3 separate regions of the Mus musculus genome follow, and regions 2 and 3 are each linked to region 1. A link is a loop called in an ENCODE intact Hi-C map of the cell type or tissue named here. Cell type or tissue: heart. All regions are shown on one strand. Links, peaks and the distances in the headings refer to the core of each region. The heading gives the core; the rest is flanking DNA.

What was found. Hi-C counts contacts between places; a loop is a spot of excess contacts. Peaks named below come from ENCODE experiments on the same cell type or tissue, not always from the same donor. Only the 100,000 strongest peaks of a DNase experiment are listed, where the experiment ranks them.
Region 2: it touches region 1 in a loop (4-fold over the local background); 12 of 42 quality-filtered maps call a loop at or near these places.
Region 3: it touches region 1 in a loop (3-fold over the local background); 12 of 42 quality-filtered maps call a loop at or near these places.

What each region holds. Positions count from the first base shown.
Region 1 is chr1:144,374,956-144,385,421 of GRCm38, forward strand. No RefSeq gene overlaps it. Among named protein-coding and RNA genes, the nearest start is that of Rgs1, 130 kb to the left of the region's middle. In heart, for the core only: a CTCF peak has its summit at 5,271 (motif pointing left); no DNase peak of the experiment used is centred there.
Region 2 is chr1:144,001,296-144,011,761 of GRCm38, forward strand. Rgs2 (regulator of G-protein signaling 2) reads right to left here and starts at 2,854. Exons shown (of 5, transcript NM_009061.4): 1 at 2,714-2,854; 2 at 1,657-1,758; 3 at 1,485-1,546; 4 at 821-987; 5 at 1-579. The coding sequence starts at 2,823. The coding sequence ends at 385. In heart, for the core only: CTCF peaks have their summits at 3,290 and 5,512 (motif pointing left); DNase peaks (open chromatin) are centred at 2,946 and 5,446; H3K4me3 peaks cover 1,537 bases; H3K27ac peaks cover 1,714 bases.
Region 3 is chr1:144,013,036-144,023,501 of GRCm38, forward strand. No RefSeq gene overlaps it. Among named protein-coding and RNA genes, the nearest start is that of Rgs2, 14 kb to the left of the region's middle. In heart, for the core only: no CTCF peak of the experiment used is centred there; a DNase peak (open chromatin) is centred at 5,736.

The DNA of each region.
Region 1 (10,466 bases), core at 3,306-8,305:
AATGTCTGTACTTTCACTATTTCTCTGTTTAGTTTTTTTTCTGGATGATCTGTCAGTTGATGAGAGTGGGGTGCTGAAGTCTCCCACTATTAATGTGTGTGGTTCAAAGTGCAATTTTAGCTATAGCAATGCTTCTTTTACAAATGTGGGTACTCTTGTGTTTGTGGGATAGACGTTCATAATTGAGATATCATCTTGGTAGGTTTTCCTTTGATGAATGTGAAGGGTCTTTCCCTTTCTCTTTTAATTAATTTTGGTTGAAAGAATATTTTATTAGATATTAGAATGGCTACTCCAGCTTGCTTCTTGGGTCCGTTTCCTTGGAAAAAATAATTTCTAGTTCTTTACTCTGAGGTAATGTGTATCTTTATTGCTTTGGTTTGTTCCTTGTACGCAGCAGAATGATGGGTCTTGTATTCACATCCATTTTATTAGCCTGTGTCCTTTTATTGACGAATTGATTCTGTTGATGTTGAGAGATGTTGATGACCAGAGATTGTTTCCTGTTATTTTGATGTTGGTGGTGCTAGTGTGTGTGTGTGTGTGCTGTCCTTGTTTTTGCTGGTATGGAATTACTTATGTTCTGTGTTTTCTTGGATGTAGTTATCCTCCTTGGGTTGGAATATTTGTTCTAGTATTTTCTGTAGAGTTGTTTTGTAGATAGATATAATTAGAATTTGGATTCATCTTGAAATATCTTCTTCTTCCATCTATGGTGATTGAGAGTTTTGCTGGGTATAGTAGTCTAAGTTGGCACCTGTGAATTTTTAGAGATTGCACTATATCTCTCCAGGACCTTCTACCTTTTAGAGTCTCTGTTGAGAAATTGGATGCACTTCTGATAAGTCTGTCTTTGTATGTTACCTGGCCTTTTTCCCTTGATGCTTATAATATTGTTTCCTTGTTCTGTAAATTTTGTGTTTTGATTATTATATGGTTGGAGGATTTTCTTTCTCTGGTCCAGTCTAATTGGTGTTCTATGAGCTTTTTGTATGTTTATAGGCATCTCTTTCTTTAAGATGTGAAACTTTTCTTCTGTGATTTTGTTGAAAATATTTTCTGAGCCTTGGAGCTGGAACCCTTCAGCTTCTTCTATTTCTATTGATCTTAGGTAAAGCCTTTCCATGGTATCCCTGATTTCCTGTATGTCAGGAATTTTTTAGATTTAATATTTTCTTTGACTGATATATCATTTTCTTCTATTGCATTGTCTGCACCTGATATTCTGTCTTCAATCTCCTGTATTCTGTTGGTGATGTTTGCATCTGTTCTTGTTCTCTTCCCTAGGTTTTCCATCTCCAGGATTTCCTCAGTTTGTGTTTTCTCTATTACTTCTATTTTCAGTTTCAGGTCTTTTACAGTTTTATTTATTTCCGTCTCCTGTTTAATTGTATTTTCCTGTATGTCTTTACAGGATTTGTTTCCTCTTTAAAGAACTCTATCTGTTTGATCATATTTTCTTGTATTTCTTTAAGAGATTTATTCATTTCCTCTTTCAAGACCTCTATCCACTTTATAAGATTATATTTAAGGACATTTTCTTGTGTTTTGGTTGTGTTAGGATAGCCAAGCCTTCCAGGGTAACTGTGCTTTGGAGGTGTCACATTGCCTTGGCTTTTGTTGATTTCTTATCAACACATCTATTAGCAATTCCTTTAGGCTCGTCCCAGAAACTAGAAACAGCTTGCTTCTCTGCCAGTCAGTTATGGAGCCAGATGCATAAGACAGATGCTCTGTACTCCTCTTTCTCTTTATCTGTCTCTCTTCCTTTTCTTCTCCCACCTGCCCTCCATCTTCTCTCTTCCCCACACGTTTCTGGCTAGCCTCTTCCTCCCTTCTCCTCTCCTCTCTTTTTTTATCCTTCTCTGACCCTCTCTTTTCTCTGCTTCTGTCCCTTCTCCTTGTTTCCTTCCCTTTAACCAAATAAACTCCCCTTTATACTAAGCCTGTCTTACAGCTGATTCCCAGGGGATCATCATGGCCTGGTCTACTCAGGTGCTCCCTCCCACAGCATTATATTGCCTCCTTGCTCATTTAGAAACACAACAATATCTCTAACCATGTGAAATATTTTCTAATAACCATTTATACTCAGTTCCCCTGATGTAGTATAAATTAATTTTCCATGAAATTAAACACACTAAATATTTATTGAATACCTATAATTTTCTGTGTCTTAGGGAGGCATAGATACCACCCTCCATAGATTGTATGTTGAGCCACAACTTTCAGCAATCACTTTCAATGGTGATTGATGTGGTCCATGGGATAATGAGAAAGTGTCAGGCTTTTCTGGTGGCCTCTGTGATTCAGAGCAGAAAACCTTGACAAACTTCATTAAGGCCACAGAAGAGGATTGTCCTCTAGGAATCCTGTCTTCTCTGAACTTCCAGAAGTGGAGGCATCTCCTCATTTGGACTTGTTCTTGGTGATTTCTCCTGGGATCAACCAGGCAGGAAAGCATTGGCCACACCAAATCTTGGTAACCTTCCTTTATTAGCATCTGGATGGAGTAATTTTTAATAGGCTTTTCATTTATAAAGATGAGTAATAACTGTGTAGACAGTGACCAGTTGATTATCTTGGAGGGGATTGTGAATGTTCACTGACTCCCTCTCTCCCTCCCCTATACCCTGTACCCGCTGTGATCTTGAAAATGTGTTTCTAAGATGATGGTCAGGCCAGTGCCAGGCAGTAACCATAGGACAGTACCATAAAAAGCAAGCATTGCCTAATCTTAACAATTTTGCTGAAGAAGTACAATCATGTAATCAAGTAGATGGGTTTCCTAAGAATTTTCAAAGTTTACCTCCATGGTGAAGTTAGCATTAATAGAAAATTCACCTCATGTTCTATATGGCTGACATATTGCAACCACAAACTAAGAAAAATTAGCATTGGTGAAAATTCAAATAATAAGTTAATTTATAAACCCAATAACCAAAGAGAATCAGAAATAAGAAAAAAATGGAGTTTGATTTTTGAAAAATAAATCAGAACCACAATCATTCTTAAAATAGAATACAGGGAAATAATAATAAAGCATACTACCTGGTGCTAGAGAAATATTTGGAACATTTAACCAATTAAAATTGGTAGCTGCTCCTATATAGTTCCAGATTAATAAGTACATTTAAGATGAAGTTTATGTAGAATCCATGAGAGGTCTGAGGATGAAGCTCAGTTGGTAGAGTGTTTGCCTAGCATGCGTAAGACCCTGGGTTTGTTCCTTAGTGCTGCATAAAATTGAGCATGGGGCACACACCTGTGCTCCTAGAGCTACAGAGGTGAGACAGGAAGGCTGGGAAGTCCATGGTTACATCTGGCTGCATAGTGAATTTATGATTAGCCTAGGTTTCAGAAGACCATGTCTCAAATTATGAGAGAACCATCACAATGAAAATTAGAAGCAAATGATAAAGAAACACAATGTTGACAACTTATAAAATGACATTAAAGACATACACAAAAAATTATACTTAAAGTTTTATATGCCTATGTCTAAAAAAAAAATTGAAAATTCAGTCAGCCAATCCTTCATCTTCACATGTTAGCTATTGGGAAAACATCAATAAATTAAATCCTCCAAACACAGTAACATAGAATTGATAAGCTATTGAAAATGATGAAATAACCACATAAGTAAAAGATCATTAAAGTCCAATTTGTTAATTTAAAACACATCCGACCTCATTACAGATGGTTGTGAGCCACAGTGGTTGCTGGAAATTGAACTCAGGACCTCTGGAAGACTGCTCTTAACCACTGAGCCATCTCTCCAGCCCTGACCCTTAGTAAATATTACACTAGATACTAAGAGACTGTAAATTTCTCTGTTCATTTATAGATCATGTCTAGGATGCTATCATATCACTTTATGTCAATACAGGAAATGGGGAAAACATAGAAAGAGAAATAAAATTGCAAAATGCACAGAATAAATCATATCATTTGCAAAGGATGATTACAGATGCAGAACATAAAAGATTTTATATGTATTTAGTATTAATAAAATAATTCAGGAAGTTGATGACTATAGGCAAGGTATGGAAGCATACCATCTACATTCATTAGTAACAAAGTTAGTAAATAGTAAGACTCAAAAAGTATAAAAGCATTAGATCTAAATTCATGAGTAGACATTTTGAAAGATGCTCTAAGAGAGTCATCTTGAGGAATTAAATAAAAAAAAATATAGGGACCCTCCCACCTTCACAGACTACAATACTCTAAGACTTGTTATTATAACAATGGACAATCGAAGAAAATTGCTTGGCTCAGTTAAATATTGAAACTTTTAAAGTCTTCTCATTTACATTAGTTTCTCTCTCTCCATATATATGTACATATACATATATTTGTACATATATGTATATATATGCATGTATATGTACATATACTTATACACACACACATATATATACATATATATATATGTATGTATGTATATGTATATAATGTGAGTGTTTTAGTGATTTGATTCTCTCCTTGAATCATGTGGGTCTCAAAAATGAAACTCAGATTTTCAGAGCTGATGGCAAATGCCTTTACCTGGGATCCATTATGCTCAAAAACTCCAGTGGGATTTCCAAAGTGAGTTTGCATGTTTATTATAATATATTAAATATATAAAATAATAGGTGTTAATCATTATGAAAGTTTCATGCATGCATGTTATACACTTTGGTTGTACGTTGTTTTAATGTTTTATCTATTTGTTCGTTTATAGGTGGGTTGGGGAAGGGGTGTAAAAATTGGAAAAATATTGATATTCTAGTATGGGATCACTTTTTGTAACCCCATTTGTAGGCTTTTTGTAGATATGTTTTCTGGTGTTTTTACAACTTTCTTCCAATGTGCCTTATCACCTAATAAGTAAGCCTGTCTCTTTGGTCTCTGCATCTCCAAGCACAGGATCATCCAATCATATTGCCTTCTGTCCCTCTTGTAATAATTCACATAATTTTCCACTATGAGTTAAATATCCTGTGTATATTATGAATGATTTTGCATTATAATTCATATTTTATGTATTGGGAAACATAATTTTTATAAAATTGTGAAGTTAAATATATTATATTTTAGCTGATATTTGACATATAATACTAAATATTTAACTTTTATTTATGATATTATTTTCACTGATTGCTAAAGAGGGAAGCGTGTTTGGAAAAAACATGATTTCCATGCGGTTTGAGAAAACTTACAAAGAATTTAAATCTCTAGCATGGATTTTTTTCCTGTACTTTTCTGCCCTCTAGTGGTGATAGAGCAAAGACCAAAGAAATATTCCAAAGGCAAAAGCCAGTTCTTGAAGAAAAGACAGTGCCTTTTTTTGTTTGTTTATTTATTTACACTTCAGATGTTATCCCCCTTCCAAGACCCTCCACAAGACCCATATCCCCTCCTCTTCCTCTCCTCTATGTGGGTACTCCCCCATCTGCCTACTTGAAATTGAAAAGTTTTAAAAATTATAAATCTCTCACTGGTCAATAATGCTCATTGACATAGTGCTGATCGATGCTGTTACTGTGTTGTAACTTAAGCAGATTAAACAAAGGGCTAACACTAAAATAATTTTCATATTGAAAAAAATTGTAAAATATTATACAATAAATTAAAATTATAAAATAATTTATTGACTAACTGTTCACTCTGACATTTACCTTCCAAGCTGTATTTTGATTTTTTGTATGACAATTTCAGAAAGAGGTTCACATTTTAGAGATAGATTCAAGTTAGTATAGCTAAGCCACTTGATAGAGAGTAAATCTTAAATACAAATAACCTCTATCATTTTAAAAGTGTTTTAGTGGCAGAAACTTGTGAAGCCTTTTATCTGTGTTAGTATAGTGGGGACAGAGATTTCACTTTAGACTTACTCGGTAGTGGAAGTCACAGGGAGTGAGATGCTTACAATGAGTGGGTAAGAAGGGGGTGGGGAGCTCCGTGGTGGATTTTCTATGATTGCTGGTGAAATGATGCACTTGAAACTTCCACCTCTGACATCATCAATGCAGTTATACCACATAGTGAATGAATCTGGAATAAGGATGCAAATTCAGCTTCAAGTGGCTACTGCCAGGTCGTCAGTGTCAGGTATGGAAATATCACATTGAAACCCATGCCTTCAGATACTAACTAAAACAATGTTGTATAGAGAAAAGAGGCCTGTGACTGCTAGTGATAAGCACTATTAACAGAAGCTGTTGGGCTACTGAGATGGCTGAGGGGGTAAAAGTGCCTAAGGCCTTGAGTTTCATCCCTGGGACCCATTTGGTGTATCAAGAGAACTGTCTCTGGCAAACTGTCCTCTAACCTCCATTTGCCTGCTGTGGTATGCATGCATTCAACCACACACATTCACACACACATTTGCACACACATAGTCACACACACATTTGCATACACATAGTCACACACACTCACACATAGATGAACACACACATTGATGCACACAGACACACAGAAATAAAGGTTATAGATGATGTTGAGATTATGAAGACTAAGGGGGACTCTTGAAAAAGGATAAAAAAAATTATATTATGATGTGGTCCATGAGACTGAAGGGTCCAGTGGTATAATGTTATGGGTTGAAGGTTAGATTACCCCACCCCCACTCCAGGCCCATGTGTTTGAATATTTGGAGCTCATCTGGAGACATTGTTTTGGGAGGTTTGGAGCCTTTGAGGGTTTGCAGTCTGGTTCTCTGTATTAGGTCACTGGTGGTGGGCCTTTTAAGGTTAACCGCTATGACTCAGACCCTTATTCTTTCATTCTGCTTCCATTGTCATATAATGAACTCTGCCACACAACTGTGCAACAGAATTGCACTAGATGAGAACCCCATAGGAAAACCAACAGTGTCAACTCACCTGGACCCCTGGGAGCTCCCAGAGACTAAGCCACCAACCAAAGAACATACACATAGAAAGCAGAGGACTGCCTTGTCTGGCCTCAGTGGCCTAATCCTATAAAGACTTGATGCCGCAGGGTGGGGGGATGCCAAGAAGGGGCACCCTCTCAGAAGTGAGGGGAAGGTATGGGGAGATGGGGGAAAATCTGAAAGAGGGAAGAAGGAAGGGGCAGCATTTGGGATGTAAAAAAATAAATTAAATAATTAATTATAAAGAATTGCTCTCTTCTGCCTTTCAAGAGACAATAAATTTACATCTATCTGAAACCATGAGCCCAAATATGTGATTTCCCCTTGAGCTGTTTTCAGTTATCCTGCCACTATTGTGGAGGTTTAAATAGGAATGGCTTCCATAGATTCACATGTTGGAATGCATGGCCACAGGAATTGGCACTATTAGGAAGTCTTATTGGAGGAGGTGTGGCCTTTTTAGAGGAAGTGTATCATGGTATCATGGTGGAACAGTGCCACACGCTCTGGTTGAGTCAGCTTGACAAGCCGAAAGGCTTGAAAACTACTCTTGAGGCAAAAGAGTTTCACGGAAACTCGCTCCTGGAGTCTGGCGTGCTCTCTAAATTTTCCATTCCCGCGTTAGTCTAGTGGATGGATCCACATGCTGTCTTTATTATAAGTGCCTTTTAAGATTGAATTCTGACATAGCTAAAGCCTTTCGCCAGTGTTCCAACAGTCCTAGAACGTCCTTGAGCTAGACACTGACATTCAGAATAGCCTCTGGTATTACACTATCAATAAAAGCCAAGTAGCTCCCATATACAGGAATTTACAATGGTTTAGGAAGTAGATCGGGCTGTGGTTTTAGAGTATTGCATTATTCATGAGATGGTTAGCTAGAATGGAACTCCCTCGTTAGAACCACGACTTGGGTGTGAAAGCCCTTGCCCTAGGAGAGTAAAGACCTCACACCTGGCTTCTAAGACTATAGCTGAGTTACACCCATACACACGTATTTACAATGGCCTAAGGGGAAGGTGGACTATACAATAGACTAAAATAGGAACTATGGCAAAAGCACGAAGCCCTTGACCCTGGCTTCTACGAATCTTAGGTGGAGCCCCTTTTTTTTTTTCTTCTATTTTTTTTTATTACGTATTTTCTTCAATTACATTTCCAATGCTATCCCAAAAGTCCCCCCCCCACCCACCCATTCCCATTTTCTGGCCCTGGAATTCCCCTGTACTGGGGCATATAACGTTTGCCTGACCAATGGGCCTCTCTTTCCAGTGATGGCCGACTAGGTCATCTTTTGATACATATGCAGCTAGAGTCAAGAGCTCTGGGGTACTGGTTAGTTCATAATGTTGTTCCTCCGATAGGGTTGCAGATCTCTTTAGCTCCTTGGGTACTTTCTCTAGCTCCTCCATTGGGGGCCCTTTTGATCCCAGTTGTTAACAATGAATTCTATCCCAGGTGGTTCCCGTTAGACCTTTTGTGTTTGCATTCCTCTGTTTTATGTAAGATTCTGGTTACCTCATTTGTACCTTGCGAATATGTCACCCAACTTCCTTATTGTCTTCTGCATAAAAAGTCTGATGCTCGATTTGAAACATACATTCAGATTCCACACGACCTCTCCTGTGTGCATCTGTTTGTCACTCATCCGACGCTTTGCCCACCCGCGACTAGAAACCCGTTCCACACAGACAAAGGGGCTCAGAGGGTCTGCGGCAGAACAGGGCTTTGAGGATGCATATATATATATATATATATATATATATATATATATATATATACTCAAAGGTCTGCCCAGTGTAAAACAGTAAAACATATTCACTCTCCTTCTGCCTGACTTTGAATCAAGTTGAAGAACTGTCAGCTCCTTCTCCAGCACCATGTCTGCCTGCATGCTACCATGCTTCTCACCATGACGATAAGCCATCCCCAGTTATGTTTCCCATTATATGAGTTGCCTTCATACTGGTGTCTCTTCACAGCATTGACTATCCTAACTAAGACACATCTAGAAATTATTATTAGTCCAACTTAGAATAAAGTGGGCATTTTTCTACCCCACATTTTCAATGGAGTTTATCAGGATGAAATTATTTGAGGTATGTTTGTAAACACAAATGAATTTGTTAGACGAAGTAACCTAATAACAGTGTCAAGAACTGGAGTACAAATATAGTTTGTATATTTAGAATAATTAATGTGCATAATTGTTGGGAGCCGCCCCCACATTCGCCGTCACAAGATGGCGCTGTCAGCTGTGTTCTAAGTGGTAAACAAATAATCTGCGCATGTGCCAAGAGTAATTTTCCACTACATGTACTCTGCCTTTACTCGGCCATGGGCTGCAGCCAATCAGGGAGTGATGCGTCCTAGGCGAAGGATAATTCTCCTTAAAAGGGGACGGGGTTTCCGCCATTCTCTCTCTTACTTGCGCTCTCTTGCTTGCGCTTTTGCGCTCTGCGCTCTGGCGCTCTGGCGCTCTGGCGCGCTGGCGCTCTGGCTCCTAAAGATGTAAGCGGGGGGTTTTCGTTTTTGGGGCTTGGGGTTTGCGCTCCTGGCTCCTGAAGATGTAAGCAATAAAGTTTTGCCGCAGAAGATTCTGGTTTGTTGTGTTCTTCCTGGCCGGTCGTGAGAACACGTTTAAGAGTTGGTGCTGAAATCCGGGACGAGAAAATACAAGAAAACTCGGGACCGGCGCAAGGAAGATCCCTCATTCCGGAACCAGAACTGCGGGTCACGGTAATAAAGGTTCCCGTAAAACAGACTGTTGAGAAGGATTCAACTGCATGAATTCAGAACTTTTCAGCTGGGGAACAGGAGTACCAGTGAGTACAGCTTTACAAGGTAAGTCTGGTCTTGAACTTTCTAACGAAATTCAAGACAGTCTATCAGAAGTAAAGTGGAAAATAGCTTTACAAGGTATGTTTGGCCTTGAACTTTTTCTAGTGTTAGGAGCCCTTTTGTTCTTTTTCACATGTTATCAAGTGATTAAGATAGGGCTGAAAATTCTAGATGAAATTCAGGACAATCTATCAGAAGTAAAGCGGGGAGAGAGAGTAGGAGCAAAGAGGAAATATGGTGCACAGAATAAGTATACAGGCCTTTCCAAGGGTCTTGAACCCAAGGAAAAGTTTAGGTCAGGTAAGAATACCTGGGGAGAGATTAGAAGGAAGGAAAAGAAAAAAGAAAAGAAAAAAGATCAATTAGCGGAGGTCTCTAGGAGATACTCGTCACTAGATGAGCTCAGGAAGCCAGCTCTTAGTAGCTCTGAAGCAGATGAAGAATTCTCCTCTGAAGAAACAGACTGGGAGGAAGAAGCAGCTCATTACCAGCCAGATAAAGTGCTAGCTAGTCGGTCAAGAAAAAAGCCAAAAGCGGCTGGCGAAAGCCAGCATGCTGTTCAGCCTCCGGGCAGTCGGCTTCAAGGTCCGCCCTATGCGGAGCCCCCGCCCTGCGTAGTGCGTCAGCCCTGCGCAGAGAGACAATGCGCAGAGAGACAATGCGCAGAGAGACAATGCGCAGAGAGGCAATGCACAGACTCATTCATTCCCAGAGAGGAACAAAGGAAAATACAACAGGC
Region 2 (10,466 bases), core at 2,795-7,794, 370 kb before region 1:
CATGGACTAGTTTAGGGAAGGTGTACAGCCAACTAGCTAAGGCCACATAATCCCAGACCTATTGATTTTAAATGCTCCAACAACATTGCATCGGATCTTTCATCTCAAACTCTGCTTTCCCGACAAGGAGGAAGAACACATTCAGAGGCCTGTTCCCTCCCTCTGTTCTTCACACAGTGAGGGAAGCCGTTCTCACACAGAGCCTCTCCTAGGTTGCTGACTTCCTGATTCACTACCCAACATTGAATCAATAGTTCTGAGCGATGTTTTCCTAACACTCAGGCTGAATTCAAGGTCAGTTTTTTTTTTTTTTCTGGCAGGTCACAGCCTTTGCTCTTGGGAGACAGAATGGAATGTCCTTTGTGTGTGGGGGGACTCCTGGTCTCATGTAGCATGGGGCTCCGTGGTGATCTGTGGCTTTTTACATAAGTCCTGGTAGAATTCGGACTCCAAGAACCGAGGATAAGAATTGTTCTCCATCAAACTGTACACCCTCTTCTGAGCTGTGGTGAAGCAGCCACTTGTAGCCTCTTGGATATTTTGGGCAATCAGAGATTTCGTTTGGAAGTCTATGTTTATCTGAAAGAACAAAACAAAAGTCCATTTATTGGCTAGTCAACACTGCAGATTGATGCTTAATAATAAAACATAAAGGTGTAACTTGTGATCAGTTATAACTGTCAACTTTGGAGAAACTTAAATGTTAGGACAGCTGGGATGAGAGGCGCACAGGGCTCTTCTCACTTGTGCTTGAATGTGGTGTATTCAAGTCTCAGGTTTCAACAGTGTTGAAGGTGATCTGAGGCGCCTGTCTTCTTACCTCTTTGGGAGCTTCCTTCTCTATGAAGTCGGTATAGATTTTCCTTGCTTTTGAGGACAGTTTTTGGGGTGATTTGGTTTTTTTGAAGTCTTCACAAGCCAACCAGAATTCAATGTTTTCTTCACAGAACTCGGACTTTAAAAACGCCCTGAATGCAGCCAGCCCATCTGGAAGCACAGGAAAAGCAGCATGAATGGAACGACCGAATTATACACAGTTCTTCTGCACAAAATGATCAGTTTCCTAGACTTCATTCAAGCCTGTCATTCTCTAGGTCTGGCTCTTTAAGCACTAAGATGCCAGTAGGCAAAAATGCTTAAGTTTGTAGTCTGCAACAAAAGTATACTTAACTTCACTGGCACTGCAAGACCAGTGTTTATAGGCCATAAGTTCACTAGGAACTAGGGCTTTTGAAAATATTCTATGCAATGGAAAAGCTGACTCAACCACAGCCTGAGTAACTGGCATTTTAATTTTTAGGCTAACTTTTCTTCCCCACCTGAGGTGAATACCTCTTGCTTCCCCATGATTAAACCCAGTGATATAAGGGAAAGAAAAAGAGGCTTTGAACTGTCAGTGGTGGTAATGTCTAATGCACTTCTTGCAATCATTTCTAGGCTTTTAAAGATACTGGTGAGAGATCACATTCAAGAGGTGAACTTACATTTACTGGCCAGCAGTTCATCAAATGCTTCTGCCCAGAGCTGCGCTTCCTCAGGAGAAGGCCTGCAAGAGAAGTTCCGCAAATGAGCTCCCCAACACACATCAGTTCCCCTTCCCCTTTTGCTTGGCTTGGTTAGATATTCATCTCTGTAACTACAGGATCCGAAACTTACTTGATAAAAGTTTGCTGTTTGCTTTTCTTGCCAGTTTTGGGCTTCCCAGGAGCAGAGGAATTCTGCAAGAAGTAGCTCAAACGGGTCTTCCAATCCTTTAAGCTGGAAAAAAAAAGAGAGAAAAAAAAAATACTTCAAGTGGCAATTCTTGAACGGTCAAACTATCATCAGCTGCAGTAGCTACAAACAAAGCAGATGAGTCTCTCCCTCTTAGCTTTTAAACCCAGCACCTCAGAACACAGTTTTATCCATTCATCCGACTATAATGAGCTTTACAAGCAGGATAGGACTACATAACAGCCAGGGTATTTTAAATTTTCACCAGTTATTTCTGACCTAATAAACAGGTAGTGGATTTTCTGCATGGTTAAACTACAGCTTGCTGTCATTTTTCAATTGAGAACAGCAGTCTTGACCCAGCTGATGTTTCTTCCCTTTCTGCACTGGGGGTAGGAGGGTCTGCACTATGCCAGAGACAATGCATAGGTGTGTGTGTGTGTGTGTGTGTGTGTGTGTGTGTGTGTGTGTGTGTGTGATGGATTCCCTAGCTCCCCTCTGCGACCGCCCACAGTGCTTCTCCGCAGCAGATACTGCAGAGCAAATTACTCATTCCATAGTCGTGACTGGGTGAGCCCTACTTTATGATTTAAAAATGGATCTCATACATTGCGAATCAACTCAAACATCTCCACCCAGCAGCTATGCAAGCAGCTCAGAACTAACAATGCAACGTCCAGACGCCGGTGGACGTTATTCAGCTACAGGATTCTGATGCCACATTAAATGCAGAACAAAAAGCCAACCAGCCCTTCTCAGATCATCTACCGCCACCTTCTTCAACCATTTCCTATAGTTCCTAAACTCTCGGAGCTCACATAGAAAAAAAGCAAATACCACCATATCTAGCAAGCTAACCCCCCACCCCCCAAGCCCCCACACTTTCTCTGCAGAGGTGCAGACTAGAGAGCATTCAAAGCCGAGATCGAGGGAAGGTAGGTCCCTAGCAGCAAAGCCAGGCTGGGTATGAAGAGCTCTTCGGGAGACAGGGCATACTCACAGTGTCCGCTTCATTTTCTCCCGCTTCTCCTCGACCTTGGGGCCGTTGCCTGCACTCTTGTCCATGGGTACGCAGTCGTGCTGGACAGCCAGGAACATGGCACTTTGCATTCTCAGACTCCCGCGGCCACCGCAGCTGTTTGAGGCCGGGAGCGCGCCGCGGGCTTTTAAGGCGGGCGGCGGCATAGGGGCGGGACCTGGAGGCGTCAGCCACGCCCCAAGAGAGCGCGGATTGGCTCGCTGCAGACGGCACGAGGGCGGAGTCGCCCCGGCCTGTGGCAGTCACGGCAGCCCCCGAAGGGCCTGGAAGCGAGGGCGCTGTTGACGTAGGCGCCGCATCCTCGTGCGCACACAGGGTGGGAGGTGGCGGGCGGGGACACAGAGAGATTTGGTAGGCACTTCGGGCAGCCACGCGGTGAAGGGTCTCCGAGTTCTTGGCTTTTCCTTTACTGAAGACCGTACCTTTTACTCGTGTGCGTGTGTGTGTGTGTGTTCGCGCGCGCCCCACCTTTGTATCTATTGTTCATCCGGACACCCATAAACTGCAGCTGGGATGGGGAGAGCCCTGCTGGCTGCACTCAGCAACTCTACCTATTTTAGAGAAGGAAATCAAACAACTAGAAAAACCTGAAATATGGACTGTTGAGTAAGGTGCTGTAGCTCGCTCAGGCACCTTGGAATTCCTAAAGGGAATTCCACGCTACTCAGGGAGGAAGCGGGAGAAAGTTTCTATTAAAACCTGGTGTTTTAACCAGTTCTGCAGTTTTGATCTTTAAATGCATGGCTGCAGCAGGCTGTGGCTTTGCAGGGTCGTTCCCCAGGAGACCCGAGGGGCATCTCCTGCGGGGCACAGCAAAGATCAGAGAGATAGGTGAGAAATACAAAGGGAAACCCAGGATCTCGCAGTTCTGCTGCACACGGATCATGTGTAGTTTCAGAGCGTAAGGAATCAGGATTTCCTCATGAGTCATTCACGGTTGAACAGATTTAGGAATTACTAGATGTTCAACTGCTTAAGTTAAGGTGGCGGTGCAGTGGGGGCTAGAGCTAGATGTGAGAGCCGGTTGGTGTAAAGAATTTGTTTGGGTAAGCTTCATTTGTGAGAACCCCTGTCTCTGCTCCTGCAGGGTTTAATAAGCCCTGATTTGTAAGAACTAATACATGACTTCAACTACAAACTGATTCAGCTTCCTATGTTACCAGAATGATGCGGCGGAATACCTAAGTGGTTTTCCCATAAAGTCTGAACAGACTAACAAAAAGGTACGGCTTAGGCTCTAGTTATTCTGATTCATACTAGATCTACTAAAAGGAAAATGAAGACCCATTCTCAAACTGGGAACCAAGCAACACATTGTGACAAGCTGAGGGTAGTTTGAGTCAGAGATCAAAGTCTGCAGTCGCTAATGAAGAAGATTGGTATAGCCTTATTATAGAAGGAATATCATTTCGATTTTAGCAACAAATACTTGATAGCATGCTTATGAATCTGTAAGATGAAATTTTTAATAAGCCGAAAAGATCTGCACTGTTTCTACATTTGCTTTAATTTCTGACGATTTAATACATATTTATTAAGCTTGTGTTAATAAAATAGTGTTGCTCGTTAAAATATCTGTAATGTGCAGGCATAGTTGACTTTTTTTTAACAATACAAAACAGGACTTTTTTTTTCTTACAACCCTGGGTATTAAAATCATCAATATAGGTCAGGTGACCCTTGACACTTGTGGCTGTTAGCAGGTGTAATCAGAGCCAGTAGTTGCTAAGTCTCTGTTAGGGCAGTCACTTTCCTCCTGCCTGAGCCCTAATTTCTCATGACTAAGAGCAGCAATGTGATTTTTTCTTCTCCTTTTTTTTTTTTTTTTTTTTTGCCAGTCTCAAAAGATACTATGCAAATCTTGCATTTAAGACCCTTTGTAATGGCAACAAAGTGCATTATTTTGCACATACAAACAGAGCAATGTCAAGCTAGCTTTTCAGCATAAAAAATCTGTAAGAAGTAACTCAAAATTAATTAGGTTCTAAATGTGTAAATTCTATCAACTAGCAAGATAATGCAGTTTGTGTGTGTGTGTGTCAAGCTTATGACAAATTGATGTTTATATAATAAATGAGTAAGGACAAGAAACAAAATAGTTCATATTTAGCACCTTCAAGATCTTTAAACCTGAAAAGCTCTGCTCTTTTTATACATTAACAAAGTGAATTTACATGTGCCCTACTAACTAGTTGAAAGGTAGACCACCCTAGATGATTTTTGTATTTAATCCACTTTAATACTTTTTTTTTCTCTACAAGCCTTTTCAGACTGACAATTGGAAGTAAGTCACAAAATTATTTTTTCTCCCTGGAAATCGTGGATAAATTTACAACCACTGGTAATTTTGGGAGTTTAGGCAGTATCTACTACAGACAGACACCTTTTTTCTTGAGAAGACACCACATGGCACTGGGAGGGAATATAGTGGCAGAATGCTTGTTGAGCACGAAGGGGCCCTGGATTCTATCTCCACCAAAAATACCCCCCCCCCCCCAGGTCTTTTTCAAAACCGGCTTTCATATTTAAAGTAATAGCTTCATGTCTGGCAACTTCCCTTTAGAGTTTGTTGTTGTTACAGTTGGCTTTTAGGTAAATAGGATTGCTAAATACTAAGATGACACACAGTTTCCATTTTGTGGTGGCGGAAGCAGCAATGCAGTGGGTTGAAAAAAGACTGGCCGGCAAAGCCACAGCCTGAGATCTGCTGATAAACAAAGCGTAGGTTTCCATTTTGAAGCTGCCATGCCCTCTGCTGGAGCTGCCTGAGCGCATGCCGCTGGATTCTCCCACAGCGCAGACTTTTTTTCCTTTTCCAAACAATACCACACAGATAACACGAAGGATACAATGTCTCACTTGCCAAACACCTATCTTCTTCATTAATTCATTGTTATGAATATTTATATACTAACTCATGCTCTAGTAATTTAAAGCCAATATATGCTTAAAAATTCACGGAAATATTCTGTGTATAACTAAGTGCTTAAAACAAAACAAAACAAAACAAAACAAAACACAACTTGGCAATATGTTTAGATATTAATTTGAAAGAACTCCAAAACTGTGGCTCACCTTTGTGAAATGTTCTTTTCAAATCAAGAAAACATGGGATAGGTAATTGAAAAAAAAATGTTAATAATGTTCATATAGTCAGAAATGTGACACAGGTTCTCCCCCGCACCCCCCCCCCCATTTTATTTTGTCTAACTTTTTTTGTGAAATATTTTATCAGAATGAACACATGCTTTCACAAGACTCTTTTCGTCACCCTTTTCCTCTAACATGATCTCAGATTTTAAAGTTATTATTAATTTCTTAAACGGTAACTTCTGTGCCCAGAAGCTAAGAGAGAAAATTAGTGTTTTTGTCGGGATTGTATTGCTTTAATGCTTGACCTGTGTTTCAGAGGACTTAGTCACTCAACCAGTGTGTGTCGGTGGTTTCACTTAGCCGTGGCCCTGCTTCCTCTATGCTTTGAGGTGCGTATTCCAAATGCAGGCAGGCAAGGCATTGCGAAATTTAATCACCTTCTTTACCAAAACACTGAGAATAATAGGAACCTAAGGATGTTTTTTATTTCTGAATGAAAAATGCTAACATAAACCAAATACTGCATATAGTTGTGTTCAGTAGTTGTTAAGACTGTGAGTTAAAGACTGTGCCTTTGCTGTCTAAAGCAGGGAGCTGTTGCTTGCTGTGAGTTGAAAACTGATGGGAGAATGTGGTTAGACATACTGCCTTGTACAGTAAGTTGCATAAGTGACCTGAAGACTGCAAAGTATAGAAGCAGAGACTGATTTCGCCACATGTCTTCTGACTGGAATTTTAATTTTTTGCCAGAGAAACTGGAGTGTTAGTTGGAATGGGTTTACTATTGTTCTCAAATTGGTCATGTTTGGTTAATGAAAAGTTAGATTTCGAAGGCTTATAAGCTGCCGGTCACTGGGGATGTAGCTTCCTTCACATTTCTTTTTTCACGTATGAAAGGACCATTGCAATACGAGATGTGATGCACTAGTCCCCACCCCACCCCCACAGTGTACTGAAAACTTTTAAGTAGGGAGAAATGATCTGTTTTATGTATTCTTTAGGCCTTTGATTCATAGACTACTTTATAATACTAGATAACCTTGTATATATTCTCTTCCTTCACTTTCTTTTCTTTTCTTTTTTTTTCATTTTTTTCTTTTCCTCTGCCTCCTCCTCTTTTTCTCCATCCTTTCCCTTTCTCTGTCCTCTCTTCTGTTCCTTCCAATGGACTTCTGCCCTTCCTTTCTTTCACTGTCTTCCTTCTCATCCCTTTCCTCCCTCTCTCTCCCCTCCCCTTTCTTTCTCTCTCCCTCTTTTCTCTCTCTCCCTCCCTTCCCCTTCCCTTTGTTCTCCTTACTCTGTTCCATAGGCTGCTCTTCCAACTCTTGATTTTATTGCCTCACTCACCCAAGTACTATGATCACGCACACACACACACACACACACACACACACACACACACACACACATCTTAGAGTCCCAATAGAAATAACTGGATAATAGAGGATGCTTTTGCAGAGAGGTGAATTCAAGTTGACACAGTTGTGCTGTAAATATCCAACTCTAAACTCGGAGCTAATGGCACAAGAGTTCGGCAAACTTCCCAGCTTGTAAAAGTGAGATACTTCTGTCTTTCTTTTCATAAAATATGTTTGTTTAACAGAGCAGGTTGGTTGAATTTCTTGTCCATAATTGGGACACTTGCTTTTTATTCTTACTGTTGCTGTTTCACTAAATTTCACTGTTAAGTGTAATTACTGGGGTGGCCTGTTCCCCTTTCAGGTGGAAAGAATGGGCTGCCAGTTTAAAGAGCATCAGCTAAGTTCCACCTTGGTGTGCTGAAGGCCAGGTGTGTCAGGGACTGAAGTCTTCTTTCTTCATTCCACAGTGCTGAAAAGTGATGGATAGAATCTGCATCTAAGCTGACTCTGCCCCTCAGTGTCCTGCCATCTCAGCTTGACTTATCAACCTTTTTTGGGTGATTGGTTATCTGTTTCCGTTCTGGGTTTCCTGGTGGTCCTTTTAACTTCTTTCAAATACCGTATTGGATACATCAGTGATTATTAATGATGTAAGATTATGTTTTTAAAAGACTTTTACAAAATAAATAATAAAGAGAGAAACAAAGTTAGGTTCATATCAAGACTGAGAAAGCAAGGTAAAGAAATAGCTCTTTGGCTTCCTGTTCCCATGCATTCATACCTTCTCCCATTATCAACATACCTCACCCAGATGACAGATATGATGAGCCTGTATTGACACATCATTATCATCCAGAGTTGTTGGTGGATATTAGGGTTCATTCCGGTTGGTGTACATTCTGTAGGCTTAGCCACAAGTTCAGTGACCAGTATCAACCATTGTAGTATCATGCAGAGTACTTTCACTACCATAATTACCTCTCTGTTCGAATTTATCTCTCCCTCTCTGATACCTTTGGCACCTGATTTCTTTTTAAACCATTTTCATAGCTTTGCCTCTATTAGAATGCCTTCTTAATTAGAGTTTGGCATTTGGAGTATATAGAGCTTTTGGATTTGGTTACGTTTCTTTCATGGCCTTTCCCCCTTGGGGTTTGATAGCTATTTTAATATCATGTAGTTAATAGTCCCTTACTTGAGGTTTCCATAGTGTATTTCTCTATTCACCCACTAAAGGATATTTAGGTTGCTTCCAGGTTTTGGCAAACAGGAGTAAAGCAGATTTAAGTTTTGTATGGGCATGTTTTCAAACTCCTTGAAAATACCAAGGGTTGAGTTGCTTAATTACAAGAACATGTTTAGTATTGTAAGAAAACATCACCTTGTCTCTAAAAGTTGCTTTACCTATCATGTTCCAATTCCAAATGTCAATTCCTGTTACTCTGCATCTCTGGCAGCATTTGATGCTCTCAGTACCATGCATTTGGACATTTCTAAAGGTGTACACCGATATTGTCATGGTTTTAATTCACAGTCCTCTAAAAGCATATGATGCAAACTTTCTTTTTGTCTGTATATTTGGCATTTGCTTGTTTTCTTTGGTAAGGTGTCAAGGGTTTTGGCTAATTTTAAATCAGACTATTTTCCTACAGTTGTGTTTTAAGTTTTCTATATTTTTAAGTAATGGCCCTTTGTAAAATAAATGCATTTGCTTTTTTTTTTTTCCTCTAAGCCTGTGGGATTTCTCTTTTTATTCTCCATTTTTTTTTGTTTTTGTTTCTTTTTTGTCTTTTGAGGAGCTGAACATTTTAATTTTAGATAAGTCCATCTTAGTATTTCCTCATTTTGCCAAAAGTTAGTTTTCATCTGTAATGAAATGAGCTTTTTCTAGGGTGTAGAGGGTACTTGGTAAAATTAATATATTCTCTCTCATCTCCTTCTCCCATTCCTTTTCCTTCTCCCTTTGCCTCTGTCTCCAACCCTCCTTTTCTGTCTTTCTGACTTTCTGTCTGTCTGTTTGCCTGCCTTGTTGTTTTCTTCATGAACCACAGTCTTTCTGTCTTTCTGTTTGTCTATATGTCTGTCTATCTGCTTGCCTGCATGCTGTCTTCTTCATGAACCACAGATGGATTTATCTGTCATGTTTAGAAACGCCTGTCTGCCTGTCTGCTTGCCTGTACATCTTTGTCTTTAAGATAGGATCTCACTGTGTTCTGGCAAGCCTATAAACTTTCTGTGCACAACATGGTGGTCTTAATCTTCTGTCAGTCTGTGTGCTTGAGTTACCCAAATGCTGGGTGTTTATTATCACACATGGCATCATTTCTTTTTATCAGTGCAGTTTAGCAAGGACTTGACATCTCTGCCTGTCCTTTCCCTGTACTCTGTCACACTGGACTGAAGCTTTATCATTTGGGGTCTTCCAGTGCATCAACCCTTTTGTCTCCTTCGGTGACTAATTTATAGTGTATATTTTATTTCATTTCTTTAAGAGTTTTACGAGAAATTTTAAAGCAAGCCAGATGAAGACACACTAGCAACCTTGTCAATCTTCATCTAGATAAGCTGTATTTAACTGAGCAACATTAGTTGTTTTCACAAAACAAAAGATGAATCTTTGGATTCTTCTTTTTTTTTTTTTTTCTAGAGTGGCCATTTTCTGACACATTCATTTAATTCAATTTCAAGCTTTCATTAACCATGTTGTCTTCTTCATGAGCCACAGATGGATTTATCTCGCATGTTTAGCAAATGCCTACATTCATAAGGAAGAAAGGGCTCATTCCGGCTCACTGTTTCAGGATCCAGTCCATTACAGCGGGAAAGCAAGATGGAAGGAGGAGTTGGAAGCATCTAGCTACAAGAAGCAGAGGGCAATGAATGAATAAGTGTGCTCAGCTCCCCTTATCCATTTTATACAGTCTAGGGTCCCTGCAAAGGGAATGGTTCCACCCACGGTTGAGACCACTCTTCTAACATTGGTTAATCTAGCTAAGATCATCCCTTATAGGCATTCCTGGAGGCCCACCCCTCAGGTGATTATAGATCTGTCAAATTACCAACACAAAACATGACAGTTTCCTATGAGCTTGACCTGACTTTATCATTTAGAGTTTATTCCATATGCACTTTTTTTATTATTAAACTTTTTTCTAGATTAAAAAGTTTTCTCACTTATCTCCTTTTAAACATCAAATAAGAACAGTTTTATGCTTAACCAGAAATAAAACTTTCTACCTTTGAAGATGGGAATTTTCATG
Region 3 (10,466 bases), core at 3,128-8,127, 360 kb before region 1:
AAGATTGGCCAATTTGAACTTGGCAAGGCTGGCTGGCTCTGCAGGTTTTAGCTGCGCTTTCTCATGTGTATGTGTGTCAGCCCATACATGTTTGTACAACTCCATGCCTGCTCCATGTGACTTCCATCCTTGTCTTATAACCCAGGTAATAGATGCCTTTCCATATTAGTACTAGAAGCAGAAGGCAGCCAGTGGAAAGCAGTTACATAATTTGAATTTCACAAAGTTTACTAGACCATGAGATGTCAACATGTTATCCTTACCTTTTTATTAAGTCATATTCTTCTACAGGGGGACAGAGACAGGCTAACAGGTGACAAAGTTTCCCATTTCATTTATTTGTGTGACTCCATTCATCATCCATTGGGAAGAATAGTTGGAGTGTTTGACATGACAGAGATGAAAGCCTAGCGAACTTCAGCTCAGAGACGCCCGTATGTCAGTAATGTCAATGTTTATGGGACAAAGAAATGCATACTGCAAAAGAGGATGGGAAATTGCTACAATCTACTGATCATGGAAGCAGAAACTCTATGGTACACACTATAGAGAGATGAGGTGGTCAAGATGCTGATAAAGCAAGGCCTTGTTCAGAGTAGCTGAGGAATCCCAGGAGATTCCCTCATACGCTTAAATCTCATTTTCTTTTCTAATGAGGATAAGATGTGTGAATAGCTTGCACAAATTAAACCTAGTGGGGCAAGACTCAGATCTTTTGTCTAATAGTGTGTGTGTGTGTGTGTGTGTGTGTGTGTGTGTGTGTGAGAGAGAGAGAGAGAGAGAGAGAGAGAGAGAGAGAGAGAGAGAGAGTTCTGCAGTTAGTATTCTAGGAAGAATAAGTCAATATTGGTTTTAAGGAAGAAGCGATAATGCACCAGATCATTTTTCCTACTAGATTACCCAGAGATGAGATGATGTCTTTAATTTTTGTTCTGAAATACCAACCATGACTCAGAATTTCAGTCATGATAATGATTATAGTTATCTTCTTTTTTTCTGTTTCTAAGGTGACTAGGTGCTGGGTTTCTGCTACTTGGAGAATACCATTGTCCTTTCTTGGCATGGGTTGTCTGTGATAAAACTTGGCAAACATCTGGAGGAACCATTTTGTGCTTTGCAACAACTGATAAAGAGGAACTTAGAGGGTCTTTCTTTTACAGTTTAAATATTCAATGTTTATTTTCACCTTATGGAACATAAAAAGACATCTTTGGGACACTAGAATTTGGAAGTCTGATTTTTTTGTGTGCATGTGTGTGTTCAGGTTTGAACTCAGGACTATGCTCATCTAAGTGTGTGATCTGCTGATGAGCTACTTGTCCAGACTTTAAATTGCTGTCTGGTTTGAAGAAGAAGGACAACTCTGGTTCATTAAAGGAAGAAGTATGTTTCTGTGTACATGAGTTGGAGGAGGATAAATGATAATGGTTATGAGAGGTTATACATCTGACCGAGCTGAGTACAAGATGGTCAGAACACTTTCCACATAAATATCTCAGATCTAAGTCAGAGACTTTGTGGAACATTGAATTTGCTTTCTGTTTGGAAGAACTTTTTCCCAGCCTCTTTTGCAGCATGCATTTCTTTGTCCTGTAAACACTGACTTTACTGAGATGCGGTCTTTGCTCTGCATTCATTCTGCATCTGTTCTCATTGTTTATGCTGGTTAATCCCTGTGTGGAGCTCTCAGCTCATCTCAGACTTTCATGGCTAATTGTCCTAGCTTGGTTCATTCTGCAATTTAGATGAACTTGTTCTCTCTTATTTTGTTCTCAAACTACTTCTTTGAGGGAAACCAGCATCTACAGTATTAGAGAAGATATAGGAGGTAGATAATAGTCACCATTGACTTATCCTTTTCCAATTCTGTATAAAGTCTATCCTGTTGGTTCATTCTACTTTACTTCTTAAAATATGAATGCTTCCTTTCCTTCTTTCTACTCCCAGCCACACTCTCTAATTTTCTCTGCCTCTCTTTTATTAATGGAAACAAAGTTCTTAGTCTTCTTATTCCACTATCAAGTGTTATATACATTTACTAAGGCTATTATGTATGTATGTATATATATATGTATACATACATACATATATATACACACACACACACATATATATATAATTTGTGAATAAATAAAATATTTTATTAACATGGCTTGTTGCTTAGACATTTAGGAAATTTCCATTTTGGACCATTATGTAATATACTGTTTCCATCAGACAAGTGGATGGAGGCCTAATATATTACATATTAAGAGCCTAGAACAGTCCCTAGTGATTTCATCTTTTATAGTTCTAAAGGACTTCATCTATTGTTCTTAAGTGTTAGGGTTCTACTCCTCCATTGTTGGTGGGATTGCAAGCTGGTACAACTACTCTGGAAATCAGTCTGGCAGTTCCTCAGAAAATTGGACATAGTATTACCGGAAGATCCAGCAATACCTCTCCTGGGCATATACCCAGAACATGCTCCAACTTATAATAAGGATACATGTTCCACTATGTTCATAGCAGCCTTATTTATAATAGCCAGAACCTGGAAAGAACCCAGATGTCCCTCAGTAGAGGAATGGATACAGAAAATGTGGTACATTTACACAATGGAGTACTACTCAGCAATTAAAAACAATGAATTTATGAAATTCCTAGGCAAATGGATGGATCTGGAGGATATCATCCTGAGTAAGGTAACCCAATCACAAAAGAACACACATGATATGCACTCACTGATAAGTGGATATTAACCCAGAAACTTAGAATACCCAAGATACAATTTGCAAAACACATGAAACTTAAGAAGAAGGAAGACCAAAGTATGGATACTTCATTCCTTCTTAGAATGGGGAACAAAATATCCATGGAGGGAGTTACAGAAACAAAGTTTGGAGCTGAGACAGAAGAAAGGCCCATCCAGAGACTGCCCCACCTGGGGATCGACCCTATATACAACCATCAAACCCAGACACTATTGCATATGCCAGCAAGATTTAGCTGACAGGACCCTGATATAGCTATCTCTCGAGAGGCTAAGCCAGTGCCTGGCAAATACAGAAGTGGATGCTCATAGTCATCTATTGGATGGAACACAGGGCCCCTAATTAAGGAGCTAGAGAGAGTAACCAAGGAGATAAAGGGATCTGCAACCCTATAGGAGGATCAACAATATGAACTAACACACAGAACTGTGTCTCTAGTTGCATATGTAGCAGAGGATGGCCTAGTCGGGCATCAATGTGGGGAGAGATCCTTGGTCTTGGTAAGATCATATGTCCCAGTACAGGGGAATGCCAGGGCCAGGAAGCAGGAGTGGGTGGGTTAGGGAACAGGGTTGGGGGAGGGTATAGGTGACTTTCGGGATAACATTTGAAATGTAAATGAAAAAATATCTAATAAAAAAAGAAAAAAGTGTTAGGGTTCTGTTCTTAAATAGATACAGATAAAAATTTTGTTATATTATGGCCATTATAATGGGAAAAATTATTAGTTTTGACCAAATTCCAAGATTCAAGAAAATGACTACAAATTTAAAATAAGGTCAATTTGGTTGTGCTTGAAAAAGTAAAACATAAGAATATGGATTTTCCTTAACTCTATATATTTACCTTCTGTGGAAAAAAACTGAAACTGTAACATAATATAATAGTAGAAATAAAGTGGAAACTGCTATAGAACTAATGGAAAAGAAAGAATATGGATCATTGATCTGTATAAAATTATAGAAATCCTGGAATAAAGAGAGAGAGTACTGGGATCGAAGTGAAGCAAAACATAGCTAACTTGATACATCAGTGTGAGATCCACACAGAGTCTCCCCAGATTTAAGTAGCTCGTTCCTTCAGTGGGTCCTGAAAAGGCTTGGATGGTGTTTTAAATATGAGCATGCTGGAAGGCAGGAAGCAAGGGTTAAAGTAAATTATTTCAGAATTTGAGGTAGTAGCCCATGCAGAGTATTTGATTAAGTCTGACTTAAACTTATCTTTGAGTTATTTGAGAATGTTGTGTAATACATTTTGATCACATTTCCCGTCCCCACGACTCCCAGTTCTCCCCATCTCTCTTCCCCAGAAAACATTGCGTTCTCTTTTATTTTTCCACCTGTTAAGTCCAATTTGTACTGCCCATGTAGTCTTGGATGTGTGGCCTCCCACTGGAGCATGGTGGACTTACAAAGGACTAAGCTCAGAAAGGAAATCAATCCTTTCCCAACAGTTTACAACTGCCAAATACCTTCTAGGTTCGGGGTGAGATTTAGTCTGGCTGAGATCATGCCAGTCTTGAGAATGCTGTTGTAACTGCTATGCATTCATAAGTGCTGCCTCCTGTCCTGTTTTGTCTGGACGACACTGTTTTCTTGTAATCATTAAATGCCTCTGACTGTTATACTCATTCTTCTACACTCACGCTTCTACAAAGATTCATGAGACTTGGGAGGAGGGGGTGTGATAATGATATTTAGGACTGAGCATCCGATAATGTCTTCTGCACCTTGCCACTTGTTGGGTATCTGCGTTAATTACTAGTTACTGCAAATAGAAGCTTCTCTGGCACTCACAGCATGTGACTAGACTGGTTAAAGGGCTTGGAGGAGAATCTATTACTTTTACTTTGCTAAATGGACATGTAGTGTTAAACTAACTTCTAGTGACTTATTGTTATACCCATTGATTAATGCAGTTCTCAGCTCTCACCAGGGAAATTTCTACTAGGTTTGATCTTACACAGAGAGTGTGATAAATGATCTTATAAGTAAAAGGAGACATAAATATGAAAGGTAATGGGTATTTAAAAATTACAAGTTAGTCATCACACACGATCTTTTGAGATGAATCAAAGTCATATATAGAAAATAATTCAATAAAAATTAGTGTTTTTTTTTTCTTGAGGAAAGGGGTTGAAAACTGATCAGGGAATATGTTTGATGTGTAATGGTCTGAGGGAGGATTGAGTTAAGGACTCTGAAGTTGAGTCAGAGCTGAACAGGGAGCATGGCTGTTGATGAGTTCTGACATCAGGGTTCGGTGGGTTGTTTATATGAGCTGTATCAAGCCATTCAGGGTGGAACAGTTCCCACATCGCTTCAAAGCATAGAGTGATATTCTCAATCTCTGCTTGAAGTCAACAGCCTGAAGAAGAAAGCACTCAAGAGAAAAACCAAAGACCAACTCAATTTTAAAGCTGTGGGAATGTTAAAATATTTTCAAATGGGTTCCTCCAGTAAATATTGTAAAGTCAATAGAAATATTTTTATAGTGGAATACAAAATTCCTGCCTTATACTGGTGCTAAATGGAGCTCTTTTTAGCTTATGACAAGAAGAAATGTAAGATAGTGTGCTATGATTTACAGACAAGCTATGCCCTAGGTAGTTATGTCCTTAGTAGTGCTCCTAGCTGTGGGGTGGACTGTGTGGCTGTGGCCCTGCTGTTGGCCTGTCCCCACACAGAGTAGGAGGCAATAGGAGCAGTCTGATCCGAAGTCTGAGCCAGGTGACTGCTAGGACACACTCCTCAGCAGGTTTCCTGTGTGTTCACTTCTGCTTCTTAATGTCTTACATTGGTCACCTGTATGGCTGACCTATTTTGCTTTGCTCTCATGAAATAAGAGCTATAATTATCCACCGTTGTCACCACCTAGGACAAACTTTTCCATAAAACAGTGCCAAGAAAACACTTGGTGGATGAATCTAATCAAAGAAGCTGTGTTACAGTGAGAAGTCTATTGGCTTGCGAGCCGGCGATTTGGTTTGAAGCCCAGGCTGCTAATGATTAACCACCTTCTGTCAGGGTACTTCCTCCCCCGTCAGCTAAGACTTCCCCTTGGGAGCCTCCCAGACACCCACACTATCCAGCATCCAGAATGAACTCATTGTACCGTGCTTTCCCACAAAGCCAGGTTTCCCCTTGGGCAGGTTACACTCTGCTGTTTCCTCTATGAGCTGGTAGGTAGGTGCTTTCAGTACAGACTCTTTTTTCCCCCCTGCATATTAGAGATTCGCTCTGGTCAGGCTTGTGTAGGTGCTAGCAAAACAAGAATGAGTGGCTTAACTTACGTGACAGTGGGAAGACAATAGCATGGTATTGGGGTTTCCAAGAATGTTCTTGAGAGAACAGACTGTCTTTCTCCCACTGCAATACTAATTCCAATAGCCACACTTCCCTTCCAACCCTGACTTCAATACTAATCCTAAACCACTTTGTTACCAAGCAACAATTGCATTTTCTCCATTCCTTATTCCCAGTGCTTATCATGCCAGCCACTGTCAAAACTACCTTAGAATATCTACCTAAAAGGTGGAGAAGTTTATTATGTCCTATAGTATCAGGGTTACAGAGAGGCAACGTGGCTCACCTTATGGCAGCCAGGCATCAACAAAGGAGGAGGAGCTATCTTCCCGGTAGGTCACATCTTCAGTGACCTAACTTCCTGCAACTTGGCTCTATCTTTTCAACATAGGGTCTTTGGGGGACCCTTAAGCTCTAAATCACGGCATGTCTTTAAGATAGGAGCCATTGTGCCCATTTTCAGGTCTTTGGAGAAGTGAAGAGATGGCCCTGCATCATTGTCATGGCTGATCTGGAATTTCATGTCCACAAGTGTAATTTTTGGGTTGTCATTAAGAGATTTTTTTCAGGACCCTGTGTGATTATGCTCTCTGAAAGGCTGACCTTAAAAGTTAATCTAGTTATTAAATATCATCAGGTTCCTTATAGCTAGCAGGCTCATTTCTAGACTCTGAGGTAGATGAGTTTGACTAGTGAGCAGGACAGCAGTCTTTAGGAGAGAAATAGCTGTTAAAGGCTTTAAGAAAGAAACTAGATCAGATAAAAACAAAACAAAACAAAGCAAAGCAAAGCAAAGCAAAGCAAAGCAAAGCAAAGCAAAGCCAGTAACCATCACAATCCTGATCTGACTTAAAAAAAAAACAAAACCTTTGTATCTGATGAAATGTTTTCATATGATACATGATAGGATTTACACAAAGGTAAAGACATATGTGAAGAAATATGTGATCCCTTCAGATATGCAAAATGTGATGTCTCACCATCAATGGGAATTACAGACTCTGGAAACCAGCTGTGTCTACAGAGACTGATTGACTGGCTAGAATTGCAGTGATACGGAGAGGTTGGAATGTTGCAGGGCCAGAGGCTAATTACCTTATCTTGGGCTAGTGTTAGCCCCATGAGTAGCTATTCCTAGCTATTCCTTGCCCACCTCTGTGTCATAACTAATATCCTGTGACTAATAGACAAACATCCTTTGAAATGTATTAGCTTAGGAGACCACTATATCCCATGAATTTCAAAGCCAAGAAAGTCATCAGCTAACATCCGAGACACATAGAAAAGCTTCCCAATAGATTATCTGTTGTCATCAACCCTTTTGATGTACCTACCAATGTGTTTTAAACTTCCCCAATTGCTCTTCTTTGACCTTCTTTGCTCGACGAAATCGTAAAACTTCATGAAGCTACTTCCAGCTTAGAACATAGAATTTGGGGTAAATCTGTGGTCCTAGGACATGTTCAGTTAACTTTAACTCCAGGATAAACTATTCACTTATTCATTTAAGGAAAAAAGAAAGTTATGCTAGTGAGAGCCAGTATCAGATGCCCTGTTTGATTTTGAATCTGTAGTTGTTCAGTAACATAGTGAAGTAGCTATTCATAAAAAGGCTATAGACAATATTAGTAATTCAGGAATGAAAACTAGAGGCTCTTTTTCAAAGTATAAATCTATTAGTTACTATGTTTGTACATATAGAATTGTACAGATGTCTGCAGACAGCCCATAAAACACTTCTCTCTATACTAGTATCTACTGTTTAATATGGAGACATCCCTATAAAGTCATTTTTTTTTGAGTCCACTATTTGTTGGTCAACTACTCCTGAACATGAAACATACCCTAGTGTAGTTGGTCTACCTCTTGTCATTTTATTGGAGAAAACTGATTTTCCTCTCCATGGAGATGTAAGTGACAATTTTATTGTTAACTAGTTTTACATTCATCCCATCATTCATTTTTTTAAAAAAATAGTAAAATAAAACATTGCAATATAAAAACAAAACCTATCACATAGAAATTAGATGATACAAATGAATAGAAGGAAAAAAAGTCTCAAAGAAGGTATGAGTCAGAGACCCAATTGTTCACACACTCAGGAGTCCCTTAAAATCACCAAACTGAAAGCTATTATATAAGCACAGAGGACCTGGTGCAGACCTGTGTAGGCCCTGTTCAGGTTCTGTGCATGGTGTTTCTATCTATGTGAGTTCACAGAAACTTTCCTCATGTTGATTTAAAGGGCTTTGTCTTCTTTTCTCCATCACCTCTGACTCTTAATGCTCTTCCCTCTGCCTCTTCAAAGTGGTTGCCTGAGCTCTAGGGGGTTTGATGGAGACATCTCATTTAGGGCTGGATATTTGAAGGTGTTTCACTCTTTGCTTAATATCTGGCTGTGGGTCTCTATATTTGTTCCCATCTGCTACAGGAGGAAGCTTCTCTGATGGTGGCTGAATAAGGTACTGATCTGTGAGTATAGCTGAATGTCATTAGGTCATTTCATCCCTACATTGTTTTCTTTTTTCTTTTTTCTTTTTCTTTTCCTTTTTCTTTTTCTTTCTTTTTCTTTCTTTCTTTTTTTAATTGTTTGCCATAGGTCATCGAGCTATCTAGTCTCAGGTCCTTGGTTATCCAAGCAGTGTCAGATATGGGTTCCATCTTGTGGAATGGGTCTTATGACAATCAGTTATTTCTTGGTAACTGCGATACCATTGCCTTAGCATATCGTATAGGTAGTAAGTATCATTGCATCATAAGGATTTGTAGCTGGCTTGGTCTTTATGTTTCTCCTCTTTTAATAGCATGCAGAGTCACCCCTGTAACAAAGATACTGGAATGTAGGGATGAAGGTTCTATGTAGGCACTAGGTCAACATCTCCATGTTCAATGAGCTGTGTGGGTGTTGTCTTAAGCAATAGGGCCTTACTGTCAGTTTGTGGGAATAACCACAACAAAGTTGGCAACAACTTGAGTTGTTTGGGGATTTTTATGGGATCACTTTGGCCAACAACTCAATTAGATATATTCTAATCCCCATACTCGAAGCTTCGTTGGGTGACAAGAGATGGTCAGTCCTGACTCTTTGTCTCACCTATTATTTGGTGATTTCATTTAGATTGCCTTCATATATGTTTGTATTTTAGGACTTTTCTAGTGTATTAGGTTTCTATACAACCACTTAAATGCCCCTTAGTTTTGGCAATCTCTCCCCATTTTCTCTTCCACTACCTTCTCCCATCTCCCCTCCCCATTAAGCAGTAAGTACTCTTAATAAACTGCAGGAAAGTTACTATAATTTATAAAAGTGGTATTTGTTAATTAAAATGTTGTGACATATGAATAATTTATAGTTATACATTTATATATTGTGTCATATATTTCCAGACAAATGCTACTGAATACATATCTTCCTATGTAAATAAATACAATCTTACTAAATTTTGCATTCATATTTTATTCTCAGATCTTGAAATTTGAGCATTTCTCTCAAAAGTTATCTGAGGTTGAAAACTATATGAGTAATTTTATTCTTTTGTATCTCATTTAAAATATTTTAGTTAGAATAGATATGCTAATTCACAGTAAGTATGTATATTAAAAATATACTCACCATCCGTCCATCCATCCATCCATCCATCCATCCATCCTAATAAATTGACAAACCAAAGTATAAACACCTTTTATCATATTAGTAAGAATTCAAATAGATATTTCAGGTTTAAGTATCAACTTACATAAGAGAATGAAATAAATGTTAATGTTTTATTTATAATGACTTATTGATAGTCATTTAGAAACCTTAGTATAACTGAAATTTTATACCTGCAATACCATTAGCAAAGTTTGCTTTTAAATACTTTTGAGGCCATGACAAAGCATTTTGTAAAAAGAAAATAACGAGGTCTATTATATTTTGAGACAGGCCCGTGGTCTCAGGACTTGGGAGACTGATAGGTTAGTAAGTCCAAGAACAACGTGGACCACATGTCAAACAGAGAGTTGGGAGCAGGAAGGGATCTAGGATGAGAAGAGCTTAGATGTGCAGTTACATCAGAAGAGAAAAGGCTCTTTCAGGCTGCGAAGGAAATGTTTGTTTTGTATGATCCCAAAAGCAAATCTCATTGATTTAATAAATGAATCCAGTGTCATGTTTGGTTATTCCGGGGCTGACATTTTCTCAGGTTACATTAGGTGACTGTGGTGCATTGTCACGACCAGGAACACTCTGAAAGGGGAGACAGGAAACTCTGAGGCAGCCTGAAGCTCAGGATCAGCAACGCTGGGAGCTGGAGTGATTGCAGTCATCCATCATGCTGGTGACTCAGTACCTGCTTTTTGGCTTCCTTCTGCAATGCCTTCTATACCATCATCAATTACTCCTTTCAAATCTCCCGTTTCTGCCTAG